Regions from separate parts of the Mus musculus genome. Here region 2 is linked to region 1. The links are chromatin loops, found by intact Hi-C in ENCODE. Cell type or tissue: left cerebral cortex. All regions are shown on one strand. Each heading gives the region's core, and the rest is flanking DNA. Links, peaks and the distances in the headings are about the cores only.

Region 1 (16,148 bases), core at 2,731-10,730:
GCCCTGAGTGGTGTCAGGGGTGGGCCTGTTTAGGAAGAGAGTTACTGGATCTCGGCATATCAATGTGAAAGAAAGCCGGCAGGACAAAAATGGAGTCCCCTGTGTCAGCCCTACAAAGACAAAACAGTAAATAAAACTGGTAGCTTGTGCGGCAGGGTTTTCCCACATGATCGCCTGATAGTAACTGTCATGAAGAAATCTAGTAGACCTCAGACAAAGGCCACTGAAACCGTACACAGGAAGTTCTTGTGGTGGTTTGAATAGGCCTGGCCCCTATAGACTCATGTGTTTGAATGCTTGGCCATATGGAGTGGCATTATTAGGAGGTGTGGCCTTGTTGGAGTGGGTGTTGTAGGCTTATATTTTTCACAACCTACTTTAATAAGAGTTCAACCTCCTCTCTAGCCACCACCCACCAGAGGTAGTGGAAAAAAAAGGTTATTAGGATACAGGGGAAGCAGACCTGTTTAGAGATAGTTCTTGGGGCGATTCCAATCTTTGTTAGTCCAGTCCAGTAGCAAACACCAAACATGAACCGGCAGCTGTAGTTCAGTCTACTCGGCAGACACCACACATGAATCAGCAAGACAATTCAATCCAGGAGAAATCACGAGCGTGCGTGCGCACACAGACACACACACACACACACACACAGACACACACACACACAAAGATGTAAGAAAAAAAGTAAAAGTGGATGGACATTAGGACTTCTAATTGCCTTTCTTTTTTTCTTTTCTTTTTTTCTTTTTGGTTTTTCGAGACAGGGTTTCTCTGTGTAGCCCTGGCTGTCCTGGAACTCACTCTGTAGACCAGGCTGGCCTCAAACTCAGAAATCCACCTGCCTCTGCCTCCCAAGTGCTGGGATCAAAGGCGGGCGCCACCACGCCCAGTGAGAAATTGCCTTTCATATTTCATTTTTCATTTAGCCAGCACAGCCTCTAGCCGGGAAGTGAGTTTGTTCTTTTAGATGCTTAGAGATAAATATGGTCCCCGTTCAAATGATCTTACTACACACTGGGAGAGACATATATGCATTCAGAGAGCTGTACTATAGGTCAGGAGTTGGCAGACATTTCTGGGAAGGGCTCCAACACCCTGTCTCAGTGGGAGGAGGCACACAGTAAATATCTGCTCAATTGTGAATCCTCTCCCTGTCCTGTCCCACCCCAGCTCAGCCTTGAATTGCAAACCTTTACGCTGGTAACACAGAAGCATGGTATTGTTGGATGTGAGATGTTCCCAGAAGACTTCTGTACTGGGTTGGAGAGGTGACTCAGAGGTGACTAGTAGAGTTGACCAGATAGCATGCAGAAAGTCCTGGGTATGGCCACTAGCCCTCCATAAAACTGGGTGTGGTGGCTCATGCCTGTAGCTCCCACAGGAGCTAGAGGTGGGGGGGACCTGAAGTTCGAGGTCATCCTCAGCTGCACAGTGAGTTTGAAGCTCAGCTTAAGTTGCACGAGACCCCTTGATAAAACCACCAGCGTGGAATGAAAGGCTTGATTGACAGCTAGTGGCACAACTTTAGAAGTCAGTGCCTACCTGAAGGAAGTGGGTCACTGTGGGCAGGCCCTTGGAGTCTGCATCTGGATGTCTTGCCCCTTCCTGAGCCTGTAACTTCCCTCTGTAACATACAGAATTTAAGACCCTGCTTGAGATCTCTCAGTATGAAACTGAACCCCCCTCCCCCCAGGCCGTGCTCTTCCTCCAGATGTCTCTTTTCTCTGAGACTCTTCTTTTGTGGCTGGATGTAATGCATGCAGCCATGTTCTTCAGGCACGGCCCTGGGGAAGGACAGATGTTGAGTCACACATGCAAACTCCCAAGCCACACCAGTCATCTGAATCAGTGGGGTTTTCCAGGAGCATTTGGAGTTTGGGAACCACAGACCCAGAGCTTCCTGGAACTTCATGAAAGGGACTGAGTGTGTTGGGGGATGTGGATGCTCATTCTACCATTCACATCCTAGGAAATGGTTTCTATATTATATACTTGGCACTGCTCTAGGTCCAGGGATGTGATGAACAAAATACACAAAGCAGATTGTGTGTGTGTGTGTGTGTGTGTGTGTGCGTGTATACACCCCCCCCCCCAGAAGTCAACCTCTTTAGTAGTTTGCCATTGTCTTTTTTGAGGAAGCATCTTTTGCTGAGCCTCCATCTCACTGATGGACTGGTCTGGCTGGCTATCACGCCTCCAAGTCTCCACCTTCCAGAGCTGGGATTACAGGTGCACACTGCCTTATCTGCCTTTTTTTTATATGGCTGCTGGGGATCTGAACTCAAGTTCTCATGCCTTTGCAGCAAGGGATTGACTGTTCAAGGTGTCTTTCCTGCATCTGAAGGGTGGTTTGTCTGTCTGTCTATCTATCTATCTATCCATGCATCCATATCCACCCACCTGTCTGTCTGTCTGTCTTGCATATATGTCATGCTGTGAACCTGGAAGTCAGAGGACAGCTTGCCTGAGTCGGTTCTCTTCTTCCACCACATGGCCTCCATGTACTGAACACAGGTTGTCAAGGGCTTTTCTCTGCTGAGACCTCTACGTAGCCCTCTTGAAACCAACAGAACTCAGTGGTGTTTCCTACTAGCACCAATGTCTCATTCCCACCATTCCGACACCCTGAGGAGACCCTATGTCCCTTAAGTGATCACTCTCTATTTTCCTTTCTTTACAGTACTCAGCAACACCTAGCTGGTTGTTAGGTATGGATTGGGTCTATTCTGGATATTTCATATCCATTGACTCCTATAATCATTTTTGACTGACTTCTTACACATAGCATGATTTCAAGGATATTATTGCTGTAGCATGTATCACTATTCCGTTTTGGGGCCAACTAATATTCCACTGCATGGCTGTATATCCCATTCCACGTTCATTAATTGACAGGCATTTGGGTTCCTCCCACTTCTTAGCTCTCCTCAGTGGTATAAACAGTCAGGTACATGTGTTTGTTTGGATTAACTGTTTTCACTTTCTTTGGGTCTTTACCCAGTGTGGGCATTGCTGGGTCATATGTGATTTCTATTGAGCTTTGTTGATATTCTATGTGTGCAAATTGTGTGTGTGCGAGTATGTGTGTGCACAAGCACGCGCAGCCACACACCTGTGTGTGCTCAATGGATTGCCACCACAGGACCACCTTTGGTGTGTGATTCCTTAGGAACTCCACTCACCTGGCTTTGAGTCAGGGTCTCTCCTATTAGGCCAGAGCGGCTGGCCAGTGAGGTCCATGGATCCACCTGTTTCTACCTGTCTACCTGTGATTACAAGTGAGTGTGCCACTGCCCTGCAGTCAGCTTTGAAAATAACAACCCAAAACCTTTCTTAGTGGGTTTTAGGGATTGGACTCAGGTCCTCAGACTTGCAAGGCAAACCAAACACCTTTCTGACTGGGCCCTCTCCTCAGCCCTATATTGAACCTTTTTTTTTTTTTTTTTTTTTTTTTTTTTTTGAGACAGGGTTTCGGTTTCTCTGTGTAGCCCTGGCTGTCCTGGAACTCACTCTGTAGACCAGGTTGGCCTCGAACTCAGAAATCCGCCTGCTTCTGCCTCCCGAGTGCTGGGATTAAAGGCATGCGCCACCACCACCTGGCAGTATATTGAACTTTTTTGAAGCACTCTTCTGTAGGGCAGCTGCCTCATTTCTCCCTCCCAACAGCAACACATGAACACGGGGACTTCCCCCACGACCTTGCCAATAACTTACTATTTTCCGCTTAAAATAATTAAGCACTCTCCGTGGTCGTGAAAGGGAGTTTGTTGGGATTTTGATCTCCATTTCTCTAATGACTAATAATAATTCTGAGCACCTTTCCATTTGTTTATTGGCCAATTCTGTATCTTTTGGGGGGGAGGAATCTCCAAGCATTGTGCTTGTTAAAAATTTCAATTTTTTTTTTTTGCTGTTGATGGGCTAATGTTTCTGTCATGCTGAGAGCAAGCTTATTTGGGGCTAGCTCAGCTTACTTGAGATGGCTCAGCGGTTAAGAGCACTGATTGCTCTTCCAGAGGTCCTGAGTTCAATTCCCAGCAATCACATGGTGGCTCACAACCATCTGTAATGGGATCTGACGCCCTCTTCTGGTGTGTCTGAAGATAGTACTTATACACATAAAATAAATAAATAAATCTAAAAAAAAGGGGGGGGGGAGAACAAGGCTTACTAAGGGCAGAATTTTGGATAAGTTGTAGAATGTTCTCTGTCTTGGTTTCCTCTTCTATCCAGTAGGGATAATGGTAGAACCTACTGGCATGGGTTCCAGTGGGTGAAGCTTTAGGACCCCCCCCCCATGGCCCATGGCAGGCTTTTGCTGTGTAACAGACACCCTTATTACACACGAGCTGAAGCGACCAAGGATGACTGGGCACTACCAAGATTAATAACTGCTGGGAAGCGATACTGCCGTGATGCAACCGTGGGTAACTGGAAGGCTATTTTAGGTTGGCTGCACAGGGAAGGCTTTTCGGAGGAGGTGACACTTGAGCTGACACCGGAATGACAGGAAGGAGCCAACCTCGTGAAGATCCATGTACAGGAAGGGCACTCTCGGCTGAGGGAACGGCTCGGGTAAAGGTCTGCAGACAGGAACAGGCCTTACAGAACAGCTAGAGGGTGTGTGTGTGTGGGGGAGCAGGTAGCTGCGTTCCCACCCTGTGAGGGGCCTGACTGACAGTCACAGAAAGGGTAGACAGCTTGCTTGGCTCAGGGTGTGCAGGCTCTCTGCTCATTACCCAGGAACCTTGAGGCACTGACTGAGGCCATTTGTTAGAGACTTGCATTTTTTTCAAGGAAAAAAAAAAAACCCAAGGCTGGTGGGATTCTGAGTTGTCTCAGTGGGCCGAGGGGCTTTGCGGCAAGGCTTACGGCCCGAGTTCAATCCCTGGCACCCACATGGTGGAAGGAAAGGACAGACACCTGCAAGTTGTCTTTTGACCTCCAGATGTGGGTTACAGCACACGTATACCTTCCCCTACTCCACAGAGACATACAGTACATGGTGAAAACATTAAAAAAAAAAAAAAAAACCCGAGTGGTTCTATTTACTTCTGTGTAGTAAGACTTCTATGAAATGAAAAATGAAGGAGAATGGATCCTGGTTTCAGATGTGCCTCAGGGCAGTGTGTGGGCTGAGCTGAGGTTTCCCTCACCTCCTTCGTACTAGCTCCAAGATGAAAGAGAGTGAGGGTGTGCTCGACCCTCCCCCCCCCCCCGCAACTCCCCAGAGTATGAGGTCTGTTTCCCCCTCAGCATTATGGTTCCCGGAGCTCTGAGCCGCCCCCCTTGCTCCTCCATTTTGCTAGAACCTTCTCTTCAAACTTTGTCTAGCTCAGGTTTGATTGAACGCCCTGCATTGCCAGGCCTGAGGCTCTGAAAATGAGTGATGTTCTGTGAAGCCAAGGACCCACTATGCTGCCTACTGCACATCACTTCTTTCTATGGCTTCATCCTGCATTGTTCTGGTCCTTACTCCTTGGGCTTAAAGGGGACACACGGAGAAGAGCTTGGGAATCTAGAGCCCTGCCACACCCTGCCACGATCTCTTCTTTGTTGGTATCTACCCACAAACCATAGAGGCAAGTGCAGTGGCTGAGAGATAGGCTACCTGGGTTTACTGCTGGACACATCCTCCCTTAATTATTAAGCCTTTCTAGGTCTCAGTTTGCTCATCTGTGAAATGGTGGTATAGTTCTAACTCCGTATAGATGGCACATGGATAATTTAAAAAGTGTGTGTATATGTGTGTGTATGTATACCTGTGGTTCCCCACCACCCTCCCACTAATGCTGGGTTTACAGGCGCACCTGGATCCTTTTTTTTTTTAAATTATCTTTTTCATGTATACATGTGTGTGTACATGGGTGTTTGCATGTGTGGAAGCCTGAGAAACGTCCTTAGAGACTCTCCACTATATTAATGGAGGCAGGATTTCTCACTTGAACTCAGAGCTCACCCACAGGCTAGCCAGCTCCCTCTGGAGGTCACCGGTAACAGGGGGTGGGGTGGGGTACCCACCTGGCGTTTCCGTGGGTTCTACCTTATCAAAACTCAATGTTTGGACGGCCAGTGCTTTAATCACTTCAGCACTCTTTCTGGTTTTCACATGGGTGCTAAGAGATTGGAACTCAGATCCTCATACCTGAGCAGGAAGTGCTCTTATTCACTGAACCATCTCCCCAGCCCCGGGTTATATGGGGGTGGGGTGGGGTGAGGGTGGGGGGGGACGACACACATTTATCTTTTCTTTTCTTTTCTTTTCTTTTCTTTTCTTTTCTTTTCTTTTCTTTTCTTTTCTTTTCTTTTCTTTTCTTTTCTTTTCTTTTCTTTTCTTTTCTTTTCTTTTCTTTTCTTTTCTTTTCTTTTCTTTTCTTTTCTTTTCTTTTCTTTTCTTGGTCTTTTTGAGACAGGGTTGCTCTGTATAGCCCTGGCTGTCCTGGCACTCACTTTGTAGACCAGGCTGGCCTCGAACTCAGAAATCCACCTGCCTCTGCCTCCCAAGTGCTGGGATTAAAGGCATGCGCCACCACGCCCGACTCACACTTACCTTTCTTATGAACTCCCCCAGAATTTAGAAACCTGCTGAGCCTAGGAGCCACTCCTAAGGTACCTAGGAAATTGTTCTCTGGAATGGTCTAAAGGAGGGAAAATTGCTTCTATTGTTCAGAAGGAAAAAGGGAAAAGGAGTGTGTGAGTGCACGTGTGCATAAGTATGCTGGGTCAGGTGGTGGAGACACAGCACGGGCCACACCCACTCAAGGCGCACTCGGGGATTGCCTGTGACAAGGGCTAGTTTACTGAGCAAGGGTGGGCCCAGGACTGTAAGGGCTCGGCTGGCCACTAGGGGTCAGTGTGTCTCCGCTGCAGGCGCCAGCGGGCGGCTCACCTGATTGTTGCAGACTCCTGCTGACAGTTCCCCCTCTTGCTTTGTATTTGGACAAAACAAAACAAACAAACAAAACAAAAAATCACCACCACTGCAGCAGCAGCAGCAGCAGCAGCAGCAACAACAACAACAACAGAAAAAATTTCTCTGTTGCAAGGAAGAGAGTCTAAATAGCCTAAATAACACACTTTCTCTTTGAAGGAAAATGCAGAAGGTGGTTAAACTGGCTGTCTTTAGCGTGCCTGGGCGGAGGGAGCATAGCTCCAATTGTGGTTTCTGGCCTGGTTATCTTGGTGCCTCTGAGGATGACACGGGGGAAGGGGGTGTCTGTTGAATTCTTCCTTTTCTATTTTCTGCCTCAGCGAGGAGGAGGGTGTTAATACCGCTTGGCAGTTACATGAAACCGAGGCGGATGGTGACGGGGTGTGTTAACAAACAAGGGCAGGAAATAGTGTCATATTTTCTGGAGAGCGAACCGCTCCCAGGAGACAGACTACAGGATTCCACCCGAGGAGACTCTTGGAAGGGGCGGCGGGGCGGATAAGAAGTCCTGCCTCGAGCGAGCTTCCCTCGCCTTTCACTTTCTGGTATCTCCGTACAGTGACACATTCGGTTTTATCCCCAGTCTGGCTAACTAGACAAATCACTGGGCATAAAAAGAAAACTATCCACTTTGATCTGGTTTCGTTTTGGCAATTAGTTATCCCTTTGTCAAGAATGGCCTCTGGAAATAAGACTTCAGGGCCGGAGCTTGGAACATACGCAGAATCTGGGCTGTGTTGATTTTTATCCTCGAGTCCAACCGCTGGCTGGCCAGGTGGGACAGGGATAAGCCGTCTCCTTGCCTCGGCTTCTTTGTCATCCTCCATCACATCTTTTCTAGTTCTTTAAGAATTCCACCTGCCTGCCATTGGGTTAATGATGAACTTTCTCTGAACTTGAATCACATACAGTGAGCACCCGAAGACTGGCTAGGCTGCCCCATTCTCTTTTTTTTAAAGATTTACTTATTTTTATTTATATGACTACACTGTAGCTGTCTTCAGACACACACCAGAAGAATGCATTGGGCCCCATTACAAATGGCTGTGAGCCACCATGTGGTTGCTTGGGAATTGAACTCAGGACCTCTGGAAGAGCAGTCAGTGCCCTTTAACCACTGAGCCATCTCTCCAGCCCTGCCACATTCTTCTTTGTATCTCAGGTACGATGCCTGATACATTTTCATCGGCAGTAGGGAATAACAACAACCACAACAATAATGATAATAGAAATATAGATGAAAAGATTAAAGAACAATAGCCTTAATTCCTCTACTGCAACTATTGGCCAATGCATACCGAGTGAATTCCACATCAACTGGACTCTCTCTGCTTTCTCTTATTTCACACGGATACCAGGAGATCCGGCCAAGGATTCCATCTTCCCATCATGATCACTTTATAGACTGGCGGGTGGAGCCTGGGTGTGTGTTGGGGTAACTAGTAGACCTCCAGTTCTAGAATCTGGCAAGCACCAGGCAGGGCTGCAGACCTGGCCTCTCATCATGTGGCAGGTCTCTCCCTTCTGGGACAGCTCTGCTGCACCTGCATTCTATACACTGCATGGAACACATGCTCACGTGTGTGGCTGGAAATCCTATGAACCTTTCCGTGCTCTCCCTACCAAGACTAAGCTTCTAAGGCTAGGGTGATGGCTGCAGCTCTCTGGAGAGAAAGGATGAGTCAGAGCTGGGATTCAGGCCTGACCTGAAAAGATGGCCACAGGGGCTGGGTCTTCAGAGACACTGGACATAGAATCTGCAGTCTTTGCTGCCATTTCTGAATGGCTTGTCCCTTTACATTTATTGAGAGTCTTACACCTTCCTCTTTTTTCATTTGCAAAGTAGATGTTTCCATAAAAACCCAACAATGCAAACCAGGCCTGTTGGTGAGGGTCTGTAATTCTAGCTACTCAAGAAGCTGAGGCAGGAGGATCCCACGTTCAAGGCTAGCTAGCAGTGAGCAACTTCGCAAGACCTTGATTTAAAAATTAAGAAAGAAAAGGACTGGGAGCCAGGCTGTGGTGGTGTGTGCCTTTAATCCCCAGCTCTTGGGAGGCAGAGGCAGGTAGATCTCTTGAGTTTGAGGCCAGCCTGGTCTGTATAATGAGTTCTAGGAAAGCCAGGAAAATCCTTTGAAAACCCAAAAGGTGTGTGTGTGTGTGTGTGTGTGTGTGTGTGTGTGTGTGTGTGTATGAGTTCACTGGCACAGTGCACCCTTAGGGTGTAAGAGGCTCTATGTTCAATTCTCGGGGCTGCTAACCAAACCCAAACTCAAACAATACACAAAACCAGGCTCTCACCCCTCTGAGGAGACAGACAGTATTGAATGTTCTCACCTGAGTCTTTGACGTCATGTGTCTTTTTGAAATGGCAGAGAATGCCCATCTAAGGCTCGGTACTGAACATATTCAGGGCATAGCTACTTTGGGTAGACACACACTCACGGGTGACAAGGCCAGCAGGCCTCTCCGGATGGATAAAAATACTTCAGGAGGGGAAAGCCAAGACCAAAGGCTCGGGTCGTCCTGCTCCGCCGGCACCAGCTCATGTTCTTCCTGTGTGTGAGGCAGTGTGACTGATACGGAGTCCTTCCTGAGAGCCCGGGAAGCCCACTACGGCCACATTTTTGTCAGTGTTCCCAGTAGTGTCACCAGATACCACGTTCTCCCTGTGGCCAGAAGGCACGCTATTGCCTTCCTGGAGAAGGCGGACAGGGAGGAGGCCTTGATCTTGGAGCGAATGAAAATGGATCACTTGGGGTTGGGCGTGTGACCCTGGTCTTGGGGTTGGTGACTGCTTGGGAGTAGCTCTCATGGTTATTGCTTGGTCTCCCAATAATATTCACGTGGCACTGCTAGCTAGACCCTTGGGTAGTGCAGGAGCTGTGTGGACACTCGTGACTGTTTGTCTCCAGGGAAGCTGTAGCCTGCTTGAGCCTGCCTGATGAAGTGAGGCCTTGTTGTACCGAATGTTGAAACGGAAAGAACAGGGGGCTCGGGATGCAATGGGGTTTACAGGTGTGTGTGTGTGTGTGTGTGTGTGTGTGTGTGTGTGTGTGAAGGCCTCTATCTTAGTATCCCAGAGGAGTGCTAAGCTGAATAGCGAAGAATGATCAGGAGCTAGCCAGGCTGTGTAGAGGAAGCAGTTCGCTCTAGGCTTGTGATACTTAGTCCAGCCCATCCCCCTTTTCTACATATGTATGTAAACACATGTGTGGGAGTGTATGCATACACATGTGTACAGAGGCCAGAGGCCAGCATCAGGTATCTTAACTGTTCTCTACCTTCTTTTTTGAGTCAGCATCTTATGTAGCCCTAGAGTTCCTGGAATTCTGCACACAGACCAGACTGGCCTTTAACTCACAGAGGGCCTGTACAGGCTTCTCAAGTGCTGGGATTAAACACAAAGCCACCACAGCTCTCATTTTTTGAGTATTATAAAGGTTTATTTAGCAAAAAAAGTTTCATATAAAGTGTATATGACCCCATTTGATGCCATTAGTAAAACAAGCCCTTCGGGGAGGAATATGGGTTTCTCTGCCGATCAGTCCTCATTTAAGCTTGTGTTGAGGCTTCTAAACGTGACCCACTGTCTCCTTGTTTGACTGCCATTCCAGTGTTAACTGGACTGTCCACCAGTTGCCACGCTCATACCTTCATCAATCACAAGATTCGCCAAGGGATCAAAGTCTAACACCACTCCTTAGATTCTTTAGCCTCCATTTTACTACATTGCTAACTTCTTGCTCATAGATTTCTTCAGCAGGGAAGGTGGGCCTTGCTCCCAGAAGCCTCATGGGTGGGCCTAGCTTCAAATCGGTGGGTGGCTTCACTTTCCCCTCTACCTTATTTATTGATTTATTTATTAAGATTTATTTATTTTGTGTATATGAGTACACTGTAGCTGTCTTCTGACACACCCGAAGAGGGCATCAGATACCATTACAGATGGTTGTGAGACATCATGTGGTTGCTGGAAATTGAACGCAGAACCCCTGGAAGAGCCATCGGTGCTCTTAACCGATGAGGTGAGCCATCTCTCCAGTCCCGCGTTATAATTTTGAGACAGGGCCTCCAACTGAATTGGGAGTGATCAGTTTTGATTAGATAGGCCCCTGGGAGTTGCTGGTTCCTCCTCTTTCCACTTCCCTGAAGCTGGGATTACAGACAAACCCCTCTGTGCCCAGCCTCTCAACGCAGTCTCTGGGGGACTGAACTCAGGCCTCTATGCTTGTACAGTAAGCACTTGACTGAGTCATCTCCCCAACCCTCTAGCTTTGTTTTATGGGAGGTATTTATCTTCTCAGCTGACCTGGCTTATACTGGCCACTGACATGATGCTGTGAAAAGACTTTGGAAGTAGATGTATTTGAGTAAGAAGTTCCACACCAACGACGGCAAATCTGCCAAGGTGGTAATGAATGGCAAAGCCCGGACAGATGATTATAGAATTTTAAAAAGGAATTGACCACCCCTGGGTGGTCTGCCATCTTGGTTTGCCTCCATTTGTATTCCTGGAGTATAGAACTTCCCGTGAGAACTGGGAAAGCCCCAGCCATCTGGGATGAATTGGTCAGTCTTGGAACTCAGTGAAACTGACCAGTCATCGTCACCAGCTGTCCTAAGTCCAAGCAGTACAGCTGGTTATGCTTCGGAGTCTCCAGGGGACATTGGGACATAGGAGGGAGTCAGTGGTCTCTTCAAGCGGCCGTGACTAATATGGCTGAACTCTTTTACCCGGTGATGAGGAAGCCAAGGAGTGGGAAAGCAGTGGACCCTTTCAAGGGTGTGCAGAGTGTGGTGGAGTGGGCGTCTGTAGTTAAATAATTAATAAATACCGGCGCCGGGTTCCTCCCTGCCTTTGACCATCATGTTCCCGAATGAAACACACATACAGCCTTATATTTTAATATGCCGTAAGCAGCACAATAGCTGGGCAACTGCCTAACCTCCATGCTGTTAGAATCCACTTTCCTAACGATAACTTCGAGTTACTTCTTACTAATTTCTATGTTCCATCTTGGCTGCTCTTGACCCAATTGAGCAGCCCCCTCTCGGCCATGTTCTGGCCATGTTCTGGCCATGTTCTCTTGACCCTTTTACATGTCGTCTCTCCTCCCTCCTGCACGGTCTTCTTCTTCCGTGGCAGCTCTTTGTCTCCTCTTCCTCAAGGTTTGGGGGGCGGGGCGGGGGACTTAAACCCCGCCTATCTCTCTTCTCCCTAGCCATTGGCTGCTGGCATCTTTATTTACCAATCAGAATTAACTAGGGGCAGGCTCCCAGCCACTAGGTGGGGCTAGAACTTGGCATTCCGAGAAACAGCAAAAGACAAAACCTTAACAGGAGCCCACTCTGTTTCTGTTTAGTTTCAGTTCCTCTCCCCGCCCCTGGACTTCTAGCTAGGGGTCTTTATACACCTCCCGTTCCTTTTGACGCTTTTGTTGCTTTCTGGGTAACTGTAATGATGCTAGAGCGATTGACAATTGGATGAGCTTTGTGTGTCTTAATCACCAAACTTTACAATGGTGGGCACTACCGTTATTTGATTTTGATCCTCCGAGAACCGAGAGATGCAGGAGTTAAGCCACTTGCCCAAGGCCATCCATCTAGTCTGTCAGAGGTGAGACTTGTAACCCAGGCTGTCTGGCTCAGGAGCGTGTGGGACCTTCTGTCTCTCTGCTGATTGCATCTAGCCACGCTACCTTATGAAGCATCTTTTCCGGAGCCTGCTGCCTGCCTGGCCTCATATAATAAATACAGTGGGAAGGGTTCGAGAGAAACATCTCAGGATCTGGGGTTGAATTCCAGCTCCAGCATCCGTTCAGAATGCACAGGCCCAGAACACTGTCAACACCTGTCACAATGAATACCCTGCTGGGTTGTCATAACGACCACACCCAAGTCTCTATCAAAGAACTATGTAGACCACCAACTTCAAAACAAATATTAGTTTCTGTAAGCAGACAGGGTGGGAGGAGAAGCTGGCTCAAGGATTAAAAAGGAAGTGGGAAGCCCACCATGTAAAGACAGCAGCTGACCATTGAAAAGATCTTAATTAGAAGTTTAGAGGGGGAGGGGTGATGGAGAGATGGTTCAGTGGTTCAAGAGTACTGGCTGCTCTTCCAGAAGATCTGGTGTTCTTTTGGTCTCTGTGGCACAGGCGCATACACACCCACACATCCACACCACCCATATACACAAAATGAAGTCAAACAAAATAAAATACATTATAGAAAATGTCTAGACAGGGGTTGGGAAGTAGCCCAGTTGATATAGTGCCTGCCTCACATCTTTGAAGCCCTGGGTTCAATCTCTAGCATGGCATAAAACCCTGATAGTGGATCATGCCTCTACAGAAGGTCAGAAGTTCAAGGCTATCTTGGGCTACACGAGAGTCTGTTTTATATCAGACATATACAGCTGTGATATAAATGGTAAAGGCTCAGTTTATGTTTGTTGGACGGGTTAAAAAAAAAAAAGAGGGGAGGTGGAAATGCTGGGCCAAAACACAACAAAACAACTCCCAAACAAACCCGAGCAAGGCTGCCGTTTACAGATGAGAGTCCAAGTGACTCACACCAGCCCACGCTTGCTGCAGCTCCCCACTCAGTCCTTCCCAGCAGCGGACTTTGGACTTTACGCAGAGCCCCATTTCCCACCTTTGGCGTGGTAAAGATTATGCGATGTATCCCCCCCCCCCATTGCATCACGTGGGCTCTTGGCTGGAAAGCTCTCACTCACCGTCAATGGTGGAAGGTCCTGGTTGAAGGGGAATTGAGTGCAACTACTTAGAAGATGGTGATTTGTAGTTCCCCACCCCTGCTGAGGAGTGAAAGGCTGGTAAAGGAGCGGGGAGTGTCTTGAGCTCAGTGGGAGAGCACTTCCTTGGCGCTTGGCTTTAATCTTGGGCTGTAAAGGGGGGTGGGGAGTTGCTAAGTGTGGCTGAGAAATCTTCCTTTAGTTTCAAAACCTCTCTGATCCTTTCTGTAGGCAGAAAGATGGCATTCAGGAACCCTTGTAACCTGCCTGATTCAGTCCTCACAGTATGCATGAGCCTCTCTTTCGGCCAACCCTATAAACTCTTATCACTTTAGTCAAAAGGCCACCCCATAGTGAAATTCACCTTTTTCCGGTCTTCTTCCTAATCCCCTTCAGCAAACAAGATACTTATTGCTAACAAAGTTTCCTTCAGAAGCCCTGAGGCCTAGAATTTGGTTTCTGTTTTTAGGTGCACAGAATGGCCCCTTCTTCCACCCCCAGCTTCTAGGGTCTTATCAATGAGGACTGGTAAAGTCTATCAGAATGTGTCTGCTGTTGAAGCCTGGAATAATACTTGGGTGATGAATTTACGGGGTCACTGGGAGACCCTCTAATTTCTGGGAAATAACAAGGTGTGTGTGGCCACGTTGTGTAAAATGTCCTCTTTTATACCCCAGCTCCATGCCGTGGATTGTTTACTTACAGTCTGAGGGTATATTTACCATCCAGGCAGCATCCCACTCGGTCAAAGAAATCTACTCAGAGTAGGATGTGTTGGGTGTCTCGCCTTTCTAAAAATGACAGTCACCTCTTTTTAATTTTTTTTTTAAATAAATCTTTTTAGGTGCTATGTTCACAGTGCAAATAGCTCAGAAAGGATACTGGTATCGAGTCAAAGTTTAAGTCGGGGCAGATGTGTTGCATGGAAACAAGACTCTGTCTCCAGCTTTCTCAAGAAAGGAACAGCCTGTCTCCTGGGTTCCCTCAGCTGTGCGTCCCTGAAGCCAAGGTCTAGGGACCAGAGTACCGATTTGCTGAGGAAGCGTCCCCTGGTGTTCCTGTGGCTCAGCGTGTCACTCCCAGCTAATGAAGGAGAGTCACATGATAGAGAGCAGTTGGCTTCCAAAGCCACTTGCTGAAGGAATGCTTTAGGTGGGAGGTCGGAGAACATGCCTCCCTTTCCTCACTTTAGAAACCACTCGCATTCCGTGGCTTCCGACATCAATATTGTATCTGAAGACAAAGTGCTGGCAAAAATACACTTTCCCTGATTCAAAACGAGATGTTGTCTAAGAGAGCCCGAGAGAGTGTCTTAGAAGCCCATGGCTGCTTACAAGGCAGTCTGCTTGAGGGTTCAAGGGGTAGGAGCCAGGACCAGGTTTCCTTCTGAAACCTGTGGTGCTTTTAGATGATGCATCGGTAATTAGGTGGTACCTGAGGAGCAAAGAATGCTCCGGAAAGTCGCATCTGAGCTTCTGCTGACCTGAAGACACTGGGAGATTAAATGGAATCCTACCAGGTGCCTGTGTTTGTGATTTTTTGAGGGCTTGGCTTTCAGTCTGGCAAATAGCCAAGAGGACCTGTGGCAGGACATTATACCCACCGGATCCTGGGGACATGCCACAGCAGGGAGTGAGGATGAGATTATACCCCCAGAGGGCTGTGCCATAGACAGGGTCCCATTATTATTATTAGTAGTAGTAACCTGGACATTGGGAAGAGGTGGGTAATTGGAGGAAAGCCAGCAAAACAATGGAAAGTTGTGGGGTGTGGGATACCACCTTCACCCCAATGTTCCAGCTCTCTAGTGAGGTCCCCAGCTTTACAGTGAGCCTCTTGGATTTGTGTTTCTTATAGAAAGTTAGTAAAGAATCCCAGAGTTATGTCCCTATTACTCATTGTGGGATGTCATTTATGAAAACACGGATAGAGACAGAGTCAGGAGGAGAAAATTGAGAATTGTTACCAATTGCAAGGACAAGGTCTTGGGTCATACAAGCTATGAACACCACTGGTTAAGCAATGGGTGACACTTGATGCCTTTCCATTAGGCTGTTAGCTTCTAGGAGAGGTGGGTAAGATGGATGTAAATGAAGATAGATGGATAAGTAAGTAGGTGAATGAATGGGTAGATTGAAGGATAGATTGATTGATGGATAAAATAAGATGGGGGTGTGGTGGTTCGAATATGGTTGGCCCAGGGAGTAGCACTATTAGGAGGTGTGGCCTTGTTGGAGGAAGTGTGTCATTGTTGGGGTGGGCTTTGAGACCCTCCTGCTAGCTTCTTGAGGAGTCAGTCTTTTCCTGTTTACCTTTGGAACAAGGTATTAAACTCTTAGCTCCTCCTGTATCATGCCTGCCTGGATGCTGCCCTGATCCCACAGTGATGATAATGGATTGAACCTCTGAACCTGCAAGCCAGCCCCAATTAAATGTTGTCCTTATAAGAGTTGCC
Region 2 (16,148 bases), core at 3,633-11,632, 820 kb after region 1:
TCTCAGTGTTGGTTTTTCAGAACAAGAGGTTGCCAAGGTCAACATAGAATCACTTCAGCGCTCTTAAATGAAGAAGCTGTCCTGTTTTCATAGATGGGGTTTTGTCAGTTTCCCAAATATTAGTTGAACATATTTGTGTGGCTTCATTTCTGGGTTCCTCTCTATTTCATTGATTTGCATACCTAACCCTGCACCACTCCCAAGCTGTTTTAATTATTATAAATAAGAATTCTTAAAATTGATAGAGTTTTCTTCAACTTTATTTTTCTTTTTCAAGTTTAATTCTAACTACTCTAGTTTCCTTAACACCCGATGCAGTCTTTATGATCATTCAGCTTCTACTTCCAAGCATAGTATAGAGCCTTAATAGGACTTAACTATAACTTAGAATATATGTGTTTACTGTATTGAGTTTTCTGTCTGTGAATATGGCATTTTGTTTATATTTTATCATTTAAAAGCTTGTAGTTTTCCCAACATACATATTTTGTACATATTTTTAGGTTTATATTCAAATGATTTCTATTATATAGGGGTAATGTTACTTTAACTCTATGTATTTTATAACTCAGGAGAAATGCTGTTATGTGTTAAGCTTGACTTTTGCATAGTTAATGGTAGTCTATAGACACATGTTTTATTTGTATATGTTGATGGTGTTTTTGTGACATTGGAAACCTTGATAATTAGCTTTGGAAGTTGAACTTTGCCATGTGTATTTATTAGCTTTGGGATTTTCTACAAAAACAGCTTTCCTTCTACGTTTTTATTTATAGGTACCTTCATTGCTTTTGTATCTATGTAAAAGCTAGAAATCAGGAATGAGAGAAACCCTGCAATATTTGTCTACAATACACTTATTATGACTATCTCCAATTGCATCTATTTTCTGAAGAAAAAACCCAGCATAACTTTATCTTTCTTTATGGATTCCCAAAACTCATTGTGTGTATATGCCATGCTTTATGTATCTGTTCCTGTGTCTATATACACCTAGGTTGGTTCTTCAAGCTGGCTATTGAATACGACTGAAATCTATACTGATATGCACGTGTGGATTTGGAGACTAATTGACTAATACCCAGGAGCAGTATAGCTGGGTCCTATGGAAGAAGGCTCTCTTTAGGTGTTTTGGAGAACTCCACTGGTCATCCCACACATGAGCAGTGTGTGGTTCCTCTTCTTTATCTTTACCACCATTTGCTGCTGCTGCTGCTGCTGCTGTTGTTGTTTTAGTGACTGCTATTCTAACTACGGTGGGAAGAACTCGTGCTGTAATTTTAACTGATACCTCTCTGAGGGCCAGTGAGGATGAGCATTCTTTTCATATGTTTATTGGTCATTTGTCCTTCTTCTGAGGACCACATGGTCATTTCATTAGCCCAATTTAACCACTGGGTCGTTTGGTTTTTGTCATTGTTTATTGATTTGTTTATATATTCTAGATATGAATCCTCTGTCAGATATACAGCTAGCTAGCAAGGGGTTTCTCCCATACTCTAGGCTGAGAGTTTAGCAGTTATTACTGTGTAGAAATGTTATATAAGTTTCATGAACTTTATAATGTCATGAAATCCATTTGTCAAAGGTTGACATTACTTCCTAAGGGACCGGGGTTCTATTCAGAAAGTGCTTATTTATACAAGTATCTTAAAGTGGTCTTGTTAGTTTTTCCTCTAACAACTTCAGAGTTTTGTGTATTAGATCAAGGTCTTTGATTCATTTTGGCGTTTATTTGTGTATAGATCATAGAAAAGGGTATAGTTTTATTCTTCTATGTGTGGATACACATTTTTTGTGAGTACAATTTATTGAAGGGGTTGTCTTTACTCCAATGTACATATTTTGGCATCCTCATCAAAAATCAGATGTCTGTAGTAGTGTGGTTTCTATCTGGGTCCCCTACTGTATTCCATCAGTCAACGTGCCCATTTTTGTGCCAATATTATGCTGCCTTTTTCATTATCATGGCTCTAGTGAAATTGCACTGGAAAATCGAACTATCTTCAACATTGTTCTTTTAGCTTAGGAATGTTCCAATCATTCAAGGTCTTTTGTGCTTTGTTGAGAACTGCAGGGTTCTTTTCATTCCCTTTATGTGAAGAATACCTGTGTATATCTTTATTTTTGTTAGAATTTAAGGTGTGTGTGTGTGTGTGTGTGTGTGTGTGTGTGTGTGTGTGTGTGTGTGTGTGTGTGTGTGTGTACATGTGCACTTACCACTGCATGAATGTTAAGCTTGGATAACAGTTTGCAGTAGTCAGCTCTCTCCTTCTATCCTTCTATCATGTTGATCCTGGGACTACATTCAGGTTTTCAGGCTTCCCATGTGCACTTTTGTCTGTTGAGCACTTTCATCAGCCCAACAATGGAGTTTGAATGGAATTGCATTGAATCTATAGACTGCTTCCAGCATGACAGCCACTTTAACAATATTAATTATTTCAGTTCATAAGCGTGGGAGGTCTTTTTGTCTCCTGGTTCATATACAATTTTTCTATAGCATTTCAAAGTTCTCCTTTTTTAAGGCTTTTTATTAGATATTTTCTTCATTTACATTTCAGATGCTATCCCCAAATCCCCCTATGCCCTCTCCCCCTGCCCCCCATCCCACCCACTCCCGCTTCCTGACCCTGGCATTCCCCTGAATTGAGGCATATGATCTTTGCAATACCAAGGGCCTCTCCTCCCATTGATGGCTGACTAGGCCATCCTCTGCTACATATGCAACTAGAGACACAGCTCTGGGGGTTACTGGTTAAAGTTTTTGATTAGGTTTATCTAAGGTGATTTTTGATGAGATTTTGAATAAAAAGTGGTTTTGTTTGTTTATCAGATCTCTGAGTGTTCTAATGGAACTTTTAGGGTTTTTTATTTATAAAATCATATTAAAAATGACATAAATAAATAACAACAAATAATCTGCAAATACAGATATGTTGACTTATCCTTTTTCTACCTGTATGCCTTTCATTTCCTTCTCTAGTATCATGGCTTTAGCTGGGATTTCAAGCATTGTGTTGAATCAGAATGGCAGTCAAGTTGACTTCGTCCCCCAGATGCATGGGCGGTTCAACATATGCAAAACACATGCAGGAGAGAAATCACACGATCATCTCAGCCGACAAAAAGGTAATGCATCCTTGTGACAGAATCTTCAATGGAACCAACAACTGAAGTATACTATTTAATATATCATACTAAGTAAGAAGAACTTAGAGCATTTCCACTAAAATCAAGAGCAGGGAAAGGGCTCTGAACATGTTTAAAAGGCTTTTGTGCATCAAACAATATGATCATGTTGTCCTTCTTTTTAGCTTGTTGATACATATAAACTAATAAATATAGCAGTCCACATAGAATAAAATTCTTTATACACGACTTATTTTGTGTGAAACTGGGTGTAGGATTACAGTGAGGCCTGGGTTATGCTGCCATTGTGTCTGGTCTAATCATGAGCGTTTGACTTGCTTCTGGGTGCAGCAGTTCAGTTGAGAAGATGATTGTTCACGCTTCACTGTGTGTTGGGCTGATCTGGGGTTGGTCTTCAGTTTTAGGAATTTGAGCACATTCACAGACATCACTACTCTCCGTGTCCAGCTCGGTTGCTTACACACTAGTGGTGAAGTGTCTGACTTCTCTTACCGATGCTGCAGCTGGAAACCAAACCACCTTTATATGTTGCGCGATTCCAGGCCAACTTCAAAGTGCAGAAGAATGCCCACAAGGGGACAAGTTTCTTATGTGTTTTGGTCATAGTTTCACCAAGATTTTGGCAGCAAAACTGGGGTGTGAGGTGAGTATTGAGGTCTATAATCACTTTAGAATAATTATTGGGGCATATGAGGTTTTCCTGGATCTATTCTGTTCTATCTGCTGCCATCATTGCCACTAATTCCATGACTTCTTTGGGACTCAATAAATGTAGCACTTTCTCCTGAAGCCTCTGACAGATCTCCCTCCTCCCTGAAGCTGCCACATCTCTGAAGTACTATTTCTCTATAAGCTAGTCCCTTAAGATGCTTTGCATAATAGCCTATTTAATAGTCTGCTAGATAATACATTAGTTAATTTTACATATCAAGCTGACTAGATCATGAGATGTCTAGGTATGTCTGTGAATATTATTTAGGGATGAGATTAATGTCTAAATCTGTATACAGAGTGAAGTTCACTGTTCTCTCTAATGTAGTTAGGCCTCAGCCAATCCAATAAATGTCTAAATAAAACAGAAAGGCTGGGGCTTTCATTGATGAGAGGAAACTACTCCTGTTTCCTACATCAAGCTTAGCCTTCAGTCTGTTTCAGCTCTCAGGCTTGTAATGAGATTTTGGCTCCTTCTGCATCTCAACCCTGATGGTTTTAAGATTCATACCAACCATTCTCCTGCTCCTTGGGCTTTCAGACTCAGAAGAAAGCCACACCATTAGATGGGCTGTGTCTCCAGCTGCCAAATGACAGCCTTGAACCTCTTGGTCTCCATAAAACTGTGTGAGCCAACTCATATACATATATACATATTTGTGTCTTAATACATTTAATATATGAAAAGCAATAATAACAATAATGGTTATAGGTATTATTTATATAACAATAATGGTTATAGGTATTATTTATATACAAAGAATCTTGTATTGATTTTATTCCACTGACAAACTCTGAACAACACTGGCATGTTTTGATGGCACATTACTGGTGTTCTATTGTTTTGTTTTAATATAAGTGTGACAGCCTTCACATTAAAAGTATTCAACCTGAAGTAGATCTTCAGAACAATGCATATATATCCTTATATTAAAAATAGAGAAATGACATGCAGGTGATGGTAGGATAAAGTTGATGTATATTTGGTTGAGTTATCACATCTAGCCAGAGCCCTACTAGTAACCCAAATATTCATGAGTTTCAGAATCACATTCAAAATGTTAACAGTCAGGGGGAAAAAACCCATAATGAGCATTATTTTCAAAAGACTGTAAAATTCCTTCTAGGAGACATTAAGACCAGATTTGTTCTAGCAAACAGAATGAAGGCCAATGAGTTCCAAGAAGTCTAGTTTTAGCTTTGATTACCCCCTTCAGCAAGCATGCTCTGAAAAGCTACTGTGTGGCACTCACTGTTCTTGAGAGAGGAAAAAAAAAAAGGTTCATTAAACAAGGAAGACAGAATTTAGAATTTGCCATCTAGAAAGGGAAATCTAAGAAATCAATGGGAAAAAACCTGAAGTAAAAAGAGTGGAAAGGGTGAGCGATGCTGTTTCGAAGAATTGGAATAACTATGTAGTACAGCTTCGAGGAGATTATTAAATAAAAAGGGAGTTGCCTTGGATGATCTCTGAGGTAAGCTTTCACTGTGAGATGTTCTCACATCTTGGTAGCTTACATGCCTATGGGAACCAACGTGGCCTTTACTATGACCATTCAGTGACAGTTAGAAGGGATTGTTCTCTTCCTTGGGTGACAAAGCATGGGGTGAGTCTTCTCACTGTCAGCCAACCTTCTGTGTCACAAATACCCTGAGTCTTCCACGGAGTTTGCTATGTTTAGCATTCTGTTCTGTCATCTTCTATATAGTCTTATGTGCTTAGCGCTCTTCTGTCTCGAGCCACTGAGCCTTTACTCTGAATAGGAACCCTGTACACTTTATCTCAATTTTTTACCCTCTTTCCTCTCTAGAATGCCACTACCCCAGTATCTGACATCCCGGACTGTGTGTGTGTTTGTTTTGACAGTCTCTGTCCCCATCAACCTGCAAGATATAGGTGAGTCAGTACTGCAGGTGTGGCCATTTTATACTCAGGACTTAGCTCTCTTCCTGACACATGAGAAGGTACAGTGCATCTATATGGAGTCATGAGGACTGAATTAACTGAATCCAATACCTGGGGAATCAGGTTTGTACCTCCCAAAGTTAGAAAGGGGTTGAATTATTCCACCAACCTCCCCCCAAAATAGAATTTTTCTAGGACTGGGTTTCTTCATAGCCTTCCTTCCACTCTTGACTAGCTAGAACTGTGGAGGACGGGAGCTGGGAGGGGCCTTACAGCTTACCTAAGGCCTCCTTGGAGAAGAAAACTTCAACATACAGTCAGAAGGAAGCTATGAATATGTATGAATCCACGGATACATAAGGCATATTTTCAGAGCTGCTTTCTCAGAAATATTTTGGAAAACACACAAACAAATAAAAACAACCCTCTCGATCCATCCACCTTGGATTTGAAATGGATCCCAAACTATTGACTCAAAGGTAGCCAGGATGAGAAGGCTCTGTGTGTGTGTGTGTGTGTGTGTGTGTGTGTGTGTGTGTGTGTGTGTGTGTGTGTGTAGGGGGAGGAGGTGCTCTTTTGGTGGTAGGCCACTGACCGCTGAAAGCCTAGCCCTCATGTGCACACATTGTCCCCTGGGGCCCTGGTGCTGAAGGAGCCTGCCGGACCTGCCTTGTGGGGCTGGCCGCTGACAGCTTCTGACTGTGCTGCTCACCACAGTAACTTTCCGAAACCTCCCACAGTGGGGCTGGGGGAGGGGAACCCAAAAATCCCAAATATAATTTAATTTCCAGGGCAAGGATTTTCATGTTTAAAAAAAAAATGGCCAAGCCTTTCAGAGAGGAGAGACTGCTTTCTCTTGCATTACCACACTGCCCCCTTGAGCATTCGGCTGAAACCCTGCACAGAGCCAGGCTTCAGCCAAAGTCCATGGTAGAACAAGCTCTCCACGGAACAGAACCAGGAGACAGAAGAGAAAATGAGCATGGACATACACGACGAATACCATGGTTCTCATTGAGAAGTTGAAGAGAGATCATCTCAACCTTAAGAAAATCAGGTAATCCCTTGTCCGAGGTATAAAGAAAACGAGGAGGCATTACATGGCAAGCCAATGAGGGGTCACGGGAGAGGAAGGTTTGGGGTCCTTTGGGACTTTCTAACCCAACTCAGCCTTATAGAGAAGAAATGTTAAGAAATCTGTCAAGAAGGGATCACGAATTGAGATGAGATGAGGAGAGACAGAAGCAGACTCCAGCCCAAGGCTGGATGATGAGCAAACAGAACTGTGTGCTACAAGCATCCCTTAGTTTGGGAATTGCACAGAGATGTTCAGGAAGTCAGAAGTGTACCTATGGGAGACCCAAGGGCACAAATCTAGATAGGTACATGGAGAGAGAACATCAAGATGATTTTGTATCTCTTTATAAAACATTTGCCTTTTTTATCTTCAGGGAAATGAGAAGATGTTTAGTGGATTTCCTTCAGGTCAATGAATCTTAGATATAATCAGAACACATTGCAAAGGACCAAGAGTCAAGCAAAGGAAGACAGATCTGACGGAATCAGACGATGTGGCATGATACACGAGATGGTGCATTCTGTGTCCCTAATGTAATGAATGGATCCTTTAGACTTCCTAATACTTATCATTGTGTGATAGGCTAGTGCAGTTAAGATAACTTGACTTTTAGCAGGTTTACAGGATAGTGATACCTTAGCAACCAGCTTCTGGGATTTGTATACTCTCTCGTGGACACTAAACAATTCCATATTCTTTGCATTTTCTTGGCTTCTCAGACATGCCCATTCCTACGAGCTACCCAGGACCCACCTTATTTGTTCACTTCATGTCCTTTAGCTGATCTGTAGTATACCCACATCTTCCCAGGGCTGATCTTTTTGTTCATCAGAGCTATCAAACACCCCAGCTTCAATTCTTTTGCCTCTCCTTTGGAAACAAAAGCCCCTGACATAGACCGCTGCAGAGTCTGATATCTACGGAGCACAGAGCCATAGAAAACTGAAAATAGAACCAGAAAACATATTTATTCTTTCCCTCTGAGTACTTCTGCAAGGCAGGAATGATGACGCAGCCTCACTGGCTGGCCATAAATTGTCCAATTTCTTCACGCCTCCTAGCTGACGCCAAGCTGTCACCAGGATCTGGTCTTGATCTTTCTAGTCTGGCGCTTCATTTTTTCAAACTCCAGCCTGGCTCCTTGCAGGCCCTTTCTGATTAACTTGAGATCTGGAGTTCCTCACTCTAATTCTGCCCATTCAAGAAGTGATGTGACAACACATTGTTTCCTGGGACATCCACAATCTCAATGAAATGAAGGGATGGAAAAACCATGTAGCTTAAACCAACACAGTCCCTGTTTGCTCTGAGACTTGTCAGTCTGCCCGTATTACAAGTGGCCAGTCACTGTGGACTTTCCTGACCGTTTTGTTTTAATGTTATGACCCGCCTGCTACCCCTAACTCCCTTGTCTCCTCTGAATTCTTGTGTGGCCTTTTATTTCAGTGTTGCTTATTTTAGCTATTGTTTTCTGCCTGCCACTTCCTCCCCAACACCAAAACTTAGCTCTGCAGCACAAAAACATTTGTGTCTGTTTTGCCTGGTAAAAATAATTAAAGAGTTTATAAAAGTGGTTTCTAGAAGATGTGCTCAACAGATGTTTTCTAAATACGCAAGAATATATGTGTTTATACATCTGTGTCCACATGTATATATACATGAACACTTACATTTCAATAAGGAGAACTAGCCAGATAGTCAAAGAAAAAGAGAGGTGCGTGTGAGTTTGCAAAGTGTGCACAGGGAAAGATCTAGATGAGAGAGAGAGAGAGAGAGAGAGAGAGAGAGAGAGAGAGAGAGAGAGAGAGAGAAACAAGAGTGAGACTCACTATGTTCATGTCTCTGGTCACAATGGCTTTAGGAATGTAATTTCTTTACATTCCTAAAGCTAACCACCACTGTCTACTCTCTTATTTGGCCAATTCCTCCTCCTGAGGCTGACTATCAAGGTCCATCTATCAAAGTAGTAACATCCAGCAATCAAAAGCCCACTTTGGTTCACCTCATTAACATGTCCAATCAAAATACACTACCACATCCTAGCCCATTCTGACACAGACCTCCCCTTTGTCTCTTCTTTTAAAACATTGCCCCTGCATGGTCATTTGCTTCTGGTTTTCTGCCTCAGTCAGAAGGCGGCCACTTTAACCTCTCTTCCCTGCTTAATGAAGGATTTCTCTGCAAAAACAGGTGTTTGGGTATGGTTCATGCCTAATACAGAGTCACAAGGGGAACCTCCATTGTACAGGGGTTCTCCTTTGGTGTCCCCTCCTTATGTGTGGTATCAGGGGGAGGTTCAGAACTATCTGTCCATATAGTACACTCCAAACCATAGACCTAGTCATTGCTTTTAGTTAGAGATGAAATAAGACAGAGTTCTTCTCAATGCTAAGGGTTGACTTGCGGACCTGTATCACAAATCAGCTCTAAGACAAGCTCAGTAAAAAGGAACTATGAGGGAATCTCTTTATCAATTGTTGGTCTTAAATCCTGAGCCATTGGTGTTTTGTTCAGGAAACTGACTCCTGTACCAATGTGTTCAAGGCTATTTCCCACTTTCTTGTCTATGAAATTTAGTGTATCCAGTTTTATACACAGTTCTTGATCCACTTGGACTTGAGTTTTGGGCAGGGTGATAAATATGGATCTATTTTCATCCTTCTACATGAAGAGAATGCAGACATTCAGTTAGCTCAGCACCATTTGTTGAAGATGCTTTCTTTTTGTCCATTGTATAGTTTTGGCTTCTTTATCAAAAATCAAGTATCCATATGTATGTGGGTTTATTTCTGAGTCCTCAAGTCAATTCCATTGATCAACCTGTGTGTTTCTGTACCAATACCGTATAGTTTTTATCACTGTTGCTGAGCAGTATAGCTTGAGGCTAAGGATGGTGATTCCTTGTAAAATAAATTTTATTCTACAGGATTGTTTTGGCTATCCTGGGTTTTTTGTTTTTCTATATGAAGTTGAGAATTGCTCCTTCAAGGTCTATAAAAATGTGTTGGAATTTTGTTGGGGGATTGCTTTGAATCTGTAGATTGCTTTTGGTAAGATGAACATTTTCACTATGCCAATCCTATTGATCCCTGAGCATGGGAAATCTGTTCATCTATGTACTCACTTATAAGTGGATATTAGCCATAAAATACAGGTACCATGATACACTCCACAGACCCAAAGAAGCTAAACAAGAAGGAAAGCACAAGTGAGGATGCTTGAATCTCACTTAGAAGGGGGAATAAAATAGTCATAAATGGAGGAAGGGAACTGGGAGGGAGAGGAGGAGGGGGTTCAGTATCTGGTATGGGGAAGGACGGGAGAGATGGCCAGATGGCCATGAGAATGAGTGGAAATGTGCAATTAACTGGGGTGGGAAGGTGGGGGGGGCATCTCCAGCATGAGACAGAGACCTGGGATAAGGGAGGCACACAGGTATCAATGGAGTGACCTTAGCTGTGACTCACAGCATTGGGGATATCGAACCTGAAGAGGCCACCTCCTGTAGCCAGGCAGAAACCCCAGTGGAGCAATAGGGACACCAAGTCATCCACAAAACTTTCAACCCACAAATTATCCTGTCTACAAGAACTACAGGGATGGAGGATGGAGCCCAGAGTGAGAAAATGGCCAGCCAATAACCGGCCCAACTCGAGACCCCTCTCATGGGCAAGCACCAAACCCTGACACTATTAATGACGCTCTGTTACACTTGCAGGCAGGAGCCTAGCATGGCTGTCCTCTGAGAGGCTCCACCCAGCAGCTGACTCAGACAAATGCAGACATCCACAGCCAAACAGTCGTTAGAGCTTGGGGACTCTTATAGAAGAATAGGCAGAGTAGTACTCCATTGTGTAAATGTACCACATTTTCTGTATCCATTTCTCTGCTGAGGGACATCTGGGTTCTTTCCAGCTTTTGGCTATTATAAATAAGGCTGCTATGAACATAGTGGAGCATGTGTCCTTATTATAAGTTGGAACTACTTCTGGGTATATGCCCAGGAGAAGAATTGCTGGATCTTCTGGTAGTACTATGTCCAATTTTCTGAGGAACCGCCAGACTGATTTCCAGAGTGGTTATACCATCTTGCAATCCCACCAATAATGAAGGAGTGTTCCTCTTTGTCTACATCCTCACCAGCATCTTCTGTCACCTGAATTTTTGATCTTAGACATTCTGACTGGTGTGAGATGGAATCTCAGGGTTGCTTTGATTTGCATTTCCCTGATGATTAAGGATGTTGAACTGTTTTTCAGGTGCTTCTCAGCCATTCGGTATTCCTCAGTTGGGAATTCTTTGTTTAGCTCTGTACCCTATTTTTTAATAGGGTTATTTGATTTTCTGAATTCCATCTTCTTATATTAGATATTAGTCCCCTATCTGACTTAGGATTGGTAAAGATCCTTTCCCAAATTCTTAGGCAAATGTATGCATCTGGAGGATATCATCCTGAGTGAGGTAACCCAATCACAAAAGAACACACATGATATGCACTCACTGATAAGCAGATATTAGCCCAGAAACTTAGAGTATCCAAGATACAATTTGCAAAACACATGAAACTCAAGAAGAAGACCAAAGTATGGATACTTCACTGCTTCTTAGAATGGGGAACAAAATACCCATGGAAGGAGTTACAGAGACAAAGTTCAGAGCTGAGACAGAAGGAAGGACCATCGAGAGACTGCCCCACCCAGGGATCCATCCCATATACAACCACCAAACCCAGACACTAGTACATATGCCAGCAAGATTTTGCTGACAGGACCCTGATATAGCTGTCTCTTGTGAGGCTATGCCAGTGCATGGCAAATACAGAAGTGGATGCTCATAGTCATCTATTGGATGGAAAACAAGGCTCCTAATGAAGGAGTTAGAGAAAGTACCCAAGAGCTAAAGGGGTCTGCAACCCTATAGGAGGAACAATAATATGAACTAAGCAGCACCTCCCAGAGTTGAGTCTCTAGTTGCATACGTTGCAGAGGATGGCCTAGTCAGCCAACAATGGGAGAAGAGGCACTTGGTCTTGCAAAGATTATATGCCCCAGTACAGGGAAATGCCAGGGCCAGGAAGCGGGAGTGGGTGGGTTGGGAAGCAGGGCGGGAGGAGGGTGTAGGGGGCTTTGGGGATAGCATTTGAAATGTAAATGAAGAAATTATCTATTAAAAACAATGTTAAAACAGGAAAGAAAGAAAAAGAATAGGCAGAGAATGGCTGTGAGCTTAAAGGGATAGGAACTACACAGGAAGACCAACAGAGTCAACTAACCTGGACCCTTTGTGGCTCTCCGAGACTGAATCACCAACCAAAGAGCATACACTGGCTGAACCTTGGACCCCCGCACATATGTAGCAGATGTGCAGCATGGTCTTTTTGTTGGTCCCGAACAATTGGAGCAGGGGGTGGGGGGATGGGGGTGGAGCTGTTCCAAAAGCTGTCGCCGGTATATAGAATATGTTCTTCTAGCCGAGCTGCCTTGTCTGGCTTCAGTGGGAAAGGAAGTGCCTAGCCTTACAGATACTTGAAATGCTAGGGGTGCAGGATACCCAGGAGGGCCCCTACCATAAGCTTAGAGGAGATGGGGAAGGATTTTTGGAGGGGGGTGACCAGGAAGGGGACAGTAAGCAGAATGTAAAGTGAATAAGTAAATAAGTAAGTAAATAATTAATTTTTCAAAGAGAAACTGTGTGTGAAGATCCTGGTAACCTGAGATACAACTGTGTTACTCTAGGCCCACCCCAGTCTAACGAGTTGAGCACTCTAAGTCTCAAGCTAGGGTTTTTGTGGAGCCCCAGTATCCCTTCCTTCCTTCCTTCCTTCCTTCCTTCCTTCCTTCCTTCCTTCCTTCCTTCCTTCCTTCCTTCCTCCCTTCCTTCCTCCCTTCCTTCCTCCCTTCCTCACTTCCTTCCCTTCCCTCCCTCCCTCCCTCCCTCCCTCCCTCCCTCCCTCCCTTCCTTCCCACAATCTAGTCTCTACTATGGAAGCTCTGGACTGTGCTTCAAAGCTTATGTTCCTTTAATGGGGTTGCTTTGGTAGTGTTCTCTGCAAAGAGCAGCCAGGGTTTAAATAGATTTCTTTTCAGCAATCTCTGTGTAATGGTTGCAAGTCTCTCTCTTTTACTTTTTTTTTTTCAGTCATGCAGGCAGCACACACACACACACACACACACACACACACACATCATAGATCATTTTTCTATGGCCTTAGTGAGCACAGTATTCATCTCTGCTGGTGATGGATTCATGTGGAATAATTACCTACTTGTTTAGTCAACTACGAATTGAAATTATACCTGCTTCTTTTATCTTTTTCTAGTAAAGGTGCACAAAGGTGCAGCTTATTCCTCTTCCCTCTGGGAAATCTACATATTCATGTTGTATTCAATGTGGGTGTTGCTATGGTGATGATTATGGCTTTACAGTTAAGTACCAAGAAAATCAGTCGCAAGAAAAATAGTTTTATTTATCATCCAGCTGCGTTCTTTCTCTTCCTCTCTAGTCCCTATGCCCTGGCATCTGACAAGATTCCTTGCTACAAGTGTAATTTAGCTTTGACCTTGGTCTGGGTGGCCACTTTGAGCAATTGTGGGTAGTTCAAAATAAACTGAAGTTTATTGTGTCATTTCTTCCATTGTTTACTAAATTATTTAAGTGGTATATGATACTAGAATGATTGATTTTTCTACCTGTGCTCTCTTGCAGATCGTCTGTGTGCTTCCTTCTCAACAGGATGACAGCTTAAACCAAAGGCAAGTTTTCCCCTTTCCCTCTGTTCACACTGTCCTGAACACGAAAGCTCAATAGATCCACCACTCACAGAAGCATGTAGGATAGATCGAGAGCCTGGCCCAACTCACTGTCTCTGTAAGTACTGCTTTACACCCATTTTCATTATTTTAAAAAATACTAGTTGCTTCAGAGACTGTGTAAAGTGCAACCCATAGGTTACTGAGAGTGAAGTGCTTGGTTCATACTACATAGTCAACAAGAGGTCTATTTTGCTGTTTTTCTTTTTAATTCTTTAAATTCACCACCACCACCACATCATATCATCATCATCATCATTATATCAACATTGGGTATTGGGGGTGTGTGTGTGTGTGTGTGTGTGTGTGTGTGTGTGTGTGTGTGTGCATGCCATGGCACTTTTGTTGTTGCCAGAGGACACCTTCATTTCAGGAGTTAGTTCTCTCCATCCGCCATGGGTTCCAGGGACTAAGCTTAGGTCACCAGGCACTTTTACTGTCTTAACCATCTCACTGGCCCAGCCACTTCTCATTTAGCAGATAACACTAAGGTTCTAGAAGTTCTAAGGTTCTGAACTATAGTGATGAGTGGCAATCAGTGTTAAATGTCCTCCTAGAATGTGCACAGGAGGTGGGGTGGAAGTGTGGCATAAATGAATAGACCCCAGTGCAAAATCAAATTGCCCCAAGGGTCACTATGGTGCTAAATGGGGCTTGCTGTGCACAGAAGGCAAAAGCAGCTTCCTGACCTGAGAAGTGAGATAGGAATTCAAACTATACGGGGGTGGGGGAAGTATACGGCAATGGGGACCGCAAAATTAACTGTGACTGCAACAGATAAAGGTGAAGATGACACATGGGTACAGCCCGCCCTTGAAGGGATTTTCTGGCTGTCTTACCTCTTTCTGCCTGGACTCTGAGAACGAGAGCAGTTACCACCAGACTCCAGATAAGAGGTTGGTCAATGCAGTTTCACTTACTGTCTGTGCTCTGATGTGGAGCTTAAGCCAATGTGGAGTAGGGAGAGGGAGGACAAGTGGATGGATGGAAGGACAAGGGACATGGGTGGCTCAGAGGGAGGAGCTGCCAGTGGATTTATAGCACTAGATCAAATAAGTTGTTTCCCTCCAACCTTCCCGCCTTCACATTCTGAATGTGTTAAGTTGCAAGAGGACCTTCTGCAGAAACAGTAAAGTATGACCGTCCTCACTGTGGAACTCTGTCCCTCTTCCAAGAGAGGACGAGATCTGGTGGAGTAGTGGATATTTAAGAGTAAACAAACAATTTAGGTCTAGGATTTTTGAGTTGGTGTCGAAAAAAACAGAAAAGAGGAACTAGGGAGAATATTGATCGAAAAACCAAAAGATAGGGCTAGTTGGCCAGATATGCAAATCAGGGGGCATGTCCAAGTCTACTTCGTATTGCTCTGATAAAGACCACAACCAAAAGCTACTTGAAGAGGGCTTATGAGGCTTACATGTTACAGATTGGCGTGAAGAAAAGCCAAGACAGGAACCAGAAGGCAGAAGCTGAAGCAGAGATCATGGAGTTTGCTTTCTTATACACCCCAGGATCACCTGCCCAGGAATGGCACCACCCACAATGGGGCGGGGCTCTCCCACAGTAATCATCAATTAAGAAAATTCCCACAGGCATGCCTACAGGCAACTGAACTGCCCTCTTCTCAGATGACTGCAGGGTGTGTTGAAATGACAAAAAGCTGACCAATACCGGGTAATATGAAGTGAGGCATAGATTAAGAAATATCATAAGCTACGTTTTAGACATGTTCAGTTTTTTCTTTTTTTTATTGGGTATTTATTTCATTTACATTTCCAATGCTATCCCAAAAGTCCCCCCCACGGTCCCCCACCCACTCCCCCACCCACCCACTCCCACTTCTTGGCCCTGTCGTTCCCCTGTACTGAGGCATTAGCCCAGAAACTTAGGATACCCAAAATATAAGATACAATTTGCTAAACGCATGAAACTCAAGAAGAACGAAGACCAAAGTGTGGACACTTTGCCCCTTCTTAGAATTGGGAACAAAACACCCATGGAAGGAGTTACAGAGACAAAGTTTGGAGCTGTGACGAAAGGATGGACCATCTAGAGACTGCCATATCTGGGGATCCATCCCATGATCAGCTTCCAAACGCTGGCACCATTGCATACACTAGCAAGATTTTGCTGAAAGGACCCATAGATCTGTCTCTTGTGAGACTATGCCGCAGCCTAGCAAACACAGAAGTGTATGCTCACAGTCAGCTATTGGATGGATCACAGGACCCCCAATGGAGGAGCTAGAGAAAGTATCCAAGGAGCTAAAGGGAACTGCAACCCTATAGGTGGAACAACAATATGAACTAACCAGTACCCCCCTGGAGCTCGTGTCTCTAGCTGCATATGAATCAGAAAATGGCCTAGTCAGCCCTATCCATTATGAACACAGACACGAGAACCCCGTTTACCAGTGTGAATCTACTTAGGATGCTATTGCCTGGAATTTTGCTGTTCTCATTCACTGCTTATCACCCTGCATGGCTCATTC

Evidence for each region. Hi-C counts contacts between places; a loop is a spot of excess contacts. Peaks named below come from ENCODE experiments on the same cell type or tissue, not always from the same donor. Only the 100,000 strongest peaks of a DNase experiment are listed, where the experiment ranks them.
Region 2: it touches region 1 in a loop (3-fold over the local background); 4 of 42 quality-filtered maps call a loop at or near these places.

Annotation. Positions count from the first base shown.
Region 1 is chr11:89,093,835-89,109,982 of GRCm38, forward strand. No RefSeq gene overlaps it. Among named protein-coding and RNA genes, the nearest start is that of Gm38759, 19 kb to the right of the region's middle. In left cerebral cortex, for the core only: a CTCF peak has its summit at 6,846 (motif pointing right); DNase peaks (open chromatin) are centred at 6,871 and 7,264; H3K4me3 peaks cover 1,151 bases; H3K27ac peaks cover 324 bases.
Region 2 is chr11:89,914,811-89,930,958 of GRCm38, forward strand. No RefSeq gene overlaps it. Among named protein-coding and RNA genes, the nearest start is that of Gm34677, 38 kb to the left of the region's middle. In left cerebral cortex, for the core only: a CTCF peak has its summit at 6,650; DNase peaks (open chromatin) are centred at 6,074, 6,589 and 7,947.